Linked DNA regions of Mus musculus: region 1 is linked to region 2. The links are chromatin contacts, found by POLR2A ChIA-PET in ENCODE. All regions are on one chromosome and are shown on one strand. The core of a region is the stretch at or near the end of the contact, and the rest is flanking DNA. Distances in the headings are between cores, read along the strand shown.

The links. ChIA-PET counts read pairs that join two places held with the same protein, here RNA polymerase II (POLR2A).
Region 1: POLR2A ChIA-PET joins it to region 2 with 15 read pairs in Patski. The contact joins the promoter of Pank4 here to the promoter of Prxl2b in region 2. POLR2A ChIA-PET finds 5 or more read pairs at or near these places in 2 of 5 experiments (Patski and embryonic stem cell).

Annotation. Positions count from the first base shown.
Region 1 is chr4:154,962,810-154,965,509 of GRCm38, reverse strand. Pank4 (pantothenate kinase 4) reads right to left here and starts at 1,387. Exons shown (of 20, transcript NM_001305804.1): 1 at 1,241-1,387. The coding sequence starts at 1,364. Gm42363 (a long non-coding RNA gene) reads right to left here and starts at 1,233. Exons shown (of 2, transcript XR_881640.3): 1 at 1,041-1,233; 2 at 197-484.
Region 2 is chr4:154,897,689-154,900,388 of GRCm38, reverse strand. Prxl2b (peroxiredoxin like 2B) reads left to right here and starts at 1,346. Exons shown (of 7, transcript NM_025582.3): 1 at 1,346-1,446; 2 at 1,709-1,913; 3 at 2,210-2,261. The coding sequence starts at 1,384. Gm52690 (a long non-coding RNA gene) reads right to left here. Exons shown (of 2, transcript XR_003955190.1): 1 at 2,339-2,700; 2 at 1-1,958.

The sequences.
Region 1 (2,700 bases), core at 138-2,637, 65 kb before region 2:
CTGGAGTGAAGGTTTCAGGATCCTGGAACAGCTGCCTTGGGGCCTTTGGAGAGGTCAGGTTGTGGACAGTCCCCTCTGCTGGGGCTGCAAGCTCATCACTTCTAAACTAATATACAGCCAGTCACCGAGTTATCTCAGGTGCTAGTAGAATCTTGGCCCACTCCACCACCCTCCTGAGCCCTTGATAAAGCTGGAACACAGGACAAGCCAGCAGGCCATCTTTACTTTCTCTTCCATTCCTCATTCCTCCCAAGGAAGAACACGTCAGAGAGACAACCCAAAAGCAAGAGGGTGGGGGACTTATTCAATATTCCAGAAGTAACGAGATTCTTCACAGTCTCTTAACAACCTAGGCTTTCCAAGGAGGCTAAGAGCCAGCAGCACACCCATTGATTCACGGAGATAAGTCCAAGACTGCGGATGCTGCCCGGCTGTGTGGGGCCTCACTGACAATGCTGGCATCAAGAGATACGCGGGGAAACGCCTGCAAGCAATTGGGTACAAAGCTCCTCAATAACAGGATGCAGAGCAGAGAGCTTGGGGGACAGGGGTAGGGGTGGGGGAGGGGGAGGGGGAGCGTTGGCCGGCTCCCATCCTGGATCTACGAATAGAGAGACCACGGAGAAAGCTAGCCTTCTTCTGTGCCTTGGTCTCCGCATCTGCACACCAGGGCGATGAAAGAACCTCCCCCGAGGACTTGTTAGTGGGCATGAGGCTGCCCAACGCGCGAAGGGGATCTAAGGTGGGCCTGTAGCGGGTCGGCAGGAAGGTGAACTCCTAGGCGCGCAGGAGGCGGCGGCCGTAGCCACGGTCCACGCTGCAGCGCTCGACAAGTGTCCAGGCCCAACGTCTCCACAGCTCACTGGGAAGCCGGAACTCCGGCGGAGTGCGCCGCGGGGCCATGGCCAGCCTCATCCCGGGGGACTCTGAGCAGATGAGGACCCCCGAGGCCACCCGCCCCGCCCGTCCCTCCACTGAGCCACCGGCGCTGCGCGGACTACGAGGCCCGACGTGCCCCGCTCCAACCGCGCAGCGCCTACCGGGAGCTGGAGTCCCACAGCCCGCTCGGTCCCGCACCTTGACGCCGCGCACACTATGAGTCCCGAGAGGCTGTGCGGCGACCCGTGAGGCTGTGCGCATGGCCCGCGCCCCCGCCCTTCGTCCTTCCCGCCGCCCCCGCTGGCTGGCCGCCCGCGCCCACTGCTCCGGCCACTTTCTTGAGTACCCGGTCCGTGTCTACCTATATCAATGGCGAAGCGCTTGGCGTTCTCCAGGTTGCGGAAGATCTCGTCGGGGGGCAGCGTGATGCTCTTGTCCAGACTGTCCCCGCCGCTCCCGCCGCCACTCGCTCCACGCTCCGCCATTTTGAAAGTGCCCGGCCAGCCTCATCAGCCATGGAAATATATGCGCATATAATTGACTGCTAAACGACCGCGTGCATAAATTATGCTAATGAGTCTCCGCCCCCCGTCCGCCTGTGCTGGAGGCCAGGCCACCCGACCGTCCTAGACAAGCAAGTGTCCCAGAGGCCAGGACTGGGAAGGGAGGGCCGTTATTTTCCAAACTACCAATATGAAGCTTTTGGAATATTGTTCTTTCGCTGAGCTGGCTAGATGCTAACTTGGGTTGATTTTGGCGATCGTGCTTTCATATCTCCTTGCTGTGAGGCTGGCCCTGCAAGCTGCTGTAATTTCTGCTAGGGTGACCCACCATCCTGGTTTCCCAAAGAAGTGGGACCTTCAATTCTAAAACTCCCATGTTAATTGGAGTAGTTTTAAAGACCCTACATTCGAGAAATGCCCAGCCAGGGGGAAGGGATATGAATAGGGTCGTGCGTCTGCAGCTGGGGAAGATCGGCAGTTTAACAGCAATCTTTGCAAAGTATAGGAGGGAAAGGGAGAGGGCGCATGGAAGAGGGGACCGGGCTTCAAAGTGGAGGTGATCTGGAGTTCCTGTTGATTTAAGTCCCTTGAGAGAGAGCACTGTGTCCTCCAAGAGGGCCATCGTGTAACTTAATACCTCGCTCTCTGCAAGGTTCTGTCTGCAGGCAGTTGCTCACTGACTTGCCAGGCTCCTGGAGCACAGGACTGAGGCAGTGCGCAGGCTCAGCTGCCATATATCTATCTACATTGATTCCGAGAGGAGGCAACCTTGTATGTGCCTGCCAACAGAGTGGGTGTACTCTGAATGGGAGAGCCTGCTCCAGAGTGGCAGGGCTCCTGAGAGTGAGGTGACCCAGCAACTTCAGTCCCTGTAAGTGGAGTATGCCCGGCCTGTGTGTAGGACACTCCACAAGGGCACTGGCCTCCTCCCCATCTGTAGAAGTTCTGCTGCTCCTGTGGTAAGCTAAATGAGTGCAGATGAGGTTCTCTGTCCTTGCTTACTATACGTGGGTCACAGAAGGGTCCTCAGGTGGTCCCTGGCAGAGTGGATAGGAATAAGAGGGGGGTGGTGGCTAATGAACTTCTAGATGGGAAAGATCCAAGTCGGGATGGGAGCCACATCTATGACTTTGTCCTTCAGAAGACATGTAGACACACCTTCCCACTTCTTGCTCCATGGGTTTTGCCTTTGGAGAGCCCTGTGAACTTGACTAACCTATAGCCTGCCTTAAAGCGGACACCCTGTCTTAGACAATAGCCCATACCTACCAGGCTCATAGTTTGAATGGAATGGGTCAGTCCTGGCCCTGGTCGCTCT
Region 2 (2,700 bases), core at 97-2,596:
CCCTCAACACTTAACAGGAAGCAGAGGAAGCCCCATCTCTGGATTTCTTCTGGTGGTGCTTCCAGGACCAGTTGCTCTACAGGACCAGCTCCTCCTGATTCTGCAACTTTATTTTCTTTCCTTTTTTAAAATGTACCTTTGCACACCTGTGTGCACTTGTGTGTGCCCGGGGAGTCCAGCGGTTGAGTGTTTTACTCAGTGCCTCTCAATCGTATTTCTTGAGACAAGGTCTATTGCTGATTCTCATGCCTTTGCTTCCCCCAGGACATGGGATTACAGGTCTCTGTCATTTTACCGAGTCACCTCCCCAGCCTACTCTTGCTTGCATAGGTTTGGGCCCAATGTGAGTGCCTGGTGCCTGAAGAGACCGTAAGGGAGCATCAGATGCCCTCAAGCTGGACTTGCAGAGGATTGTGAGTCGCTGTAGGGATGCTGGGAACCAAACCGTGGGCCCTCTGCAAGAGCAGCTAGTGCTCTTAACCACTGAGCCATCTCTCTAGCTTCTCCTTTTGACACAGTGATATGTATGGTTCCTAACTTCCTGCCTGGCTGTTCAGCCTCAGCTAGGTATCTTGTGGTGGCTCTCTTCCTTTCCTAGCCTCTACATCTGTCAGATGCTTGAACATGGCCCTAGAAAGCATCACAGGGCTTACTTAGTGAGGAAAGGACAGAACACGTGGATTCCTGAGCCTTCTACTCTTCCTAGGGACACACCACTGCGAGCTCCTGTTTATCTCCTTTGGATTGTTGTACATGAGAGCCCGTAGTTTAAAAACTGACATCCACACAGCAGGAAATGGTACTTTACGATGGAAGTTAATAGGATTTCGCGAAAATGCAAAGCAGGAACTTAGACTTGGAAAGGCTGGTCCTTTCACTACTGTAAGTGCCGGCTGCCCTACTGTTCCTCACACTAGTGATTTGTGAGTTCGATTCCCCGTTTCAACTTTTTGGCTCTAATTCTACCACCCTGCTGCACTACTAGGGACCACCTGATGCTAGTGGAGAGCTACGCAAACGCTAGAGAGCCACGCAAACGCATTCTGCGCAGGCGCACCGCTTGCAGACTGTCCATTGAGCTTTACCTGCTACGCCATTGGCTAATAAGCTTATACATATGAGAACAACCTAGGCTTAGGCAAAGAGATCTGCAGTGATTGTCTCTTTGGAGAGAGGGTGTGCCTGTATACTAATATCAGGGGCGGAGCCTGGGGCGAGACAAGCGCACAGTCATGTGACCTGAACCCCCTGGAGGTGGTGCCCACCAGGACTGGGGCGGGATTATGGGCGGGGCATAGGCTGGCTGAAGAGGCTGCGCAGGACAGAGTGAGCCTCCCCAGGCTGCGAGAAGGGACCGTGGAGCAGAAAGGGACGGAGGAGGCCATGAATGTGGTGGACCTTGGTCGCGTAGGAGCGTGTGTCTTGAAACATGCAGTGACTGGGGAGGTGAGATTTGGCTCGCGCAGGGCGGAGAACGCCTCCCCTAATACCTGGCCCAGAGCCTTGGCAACTCACATGGGTTGGAGTGGAGGTCCTGAGGGGTCCTATGAGTTCGCGTACTGGGCGTGGGTACAGCTCATGGTCCACAGAGGAACCATCAGGAGGACCAGTCAGCTGCGAATCTTGGAGCAGCACGCTGCGGGACATGTGAGGCTGCCGGGCATAGGGGGTTGGTGAGCCCATGTCCCCTGACCGATCCATTCTGTAGGCTGTGGAGCTGCGGAGCCTATGGCAGGAGAAAGCTTGTGTGGTGGCCGGTCTGCGACGCTTCGGCTGCATGGTGTGCCGCTGGATCGCCCAGGACCTCAGCAACCTCCGGAGCATCCTGGACCAACACGATGTGCGCCTGGTGGGCGTGGGGCCTGAGGCCCTGGGCCTGCAGGAGTTTCTGGATGGTGGTTACTTCTCAGGAGGTGCGACTCTTCCCGGACTCAGAGCCTGGGCTGACCTCTCCCTTTCTAGGCCCAACAAGAACATATTCATGTGTCAGCATATGCAGCTCTTCCCTGCCCTGCCTTCAGCCTGTGCCCTGGCTGGTGCCCAGACCTAGTGGCAAAGTCCCAGTGACTCTTGCCCTTCCCGTTTAAGCAGTGGTGACATTCAATCCTGCCTTGCTACTCATGGCTTGGGTGGGTGGAGCTGGATACAGTAAGTGGAGGGGACAGACTGTAGGAAGCCTGGGGCACATAGCTGTGGCTTTCCTTTCTAGAACTCTACCTTGATGAGAGCAAGCAAATCTATAAGGAGCTGGGCTTCAAGCGGTAAGTGTGACTGTTTGTGGGCATGAGTCTAACCAGGGACAACAGGAGGACAGAGTGGCCACCGCTCTCTTATGTACCTTCTTGCTACTGCCATCTGCTCTGCTCTCCAGTTTGTCTCATGGAAACTGACACTGGTGCTTCAGCCAGCCCTTCTTTGAGTCTTCTAATGGGTGTTGGTCCAAGGCAGGCCTGTCCTCAGAAGTCTGCTATTTCATAAACAGGAGGGACCTTGGAGCCCAGTGCCTTAGCCATGGCTCATTGCAGTCCTCTGTTGCCACAGACTGCCTGTCATGATAGGCAGTGCCGGCTAAGCGAGATCCCTGGGCACACCCAGCTTGGAGCTCATTCCCCACACTCCACACCACCTCTCCAGGGCCCCCAAGGCTAGCTGTATTCAACCTGGGGGCTCTCAGGGCTTGTGTAGAGCCTAGTTAGACTG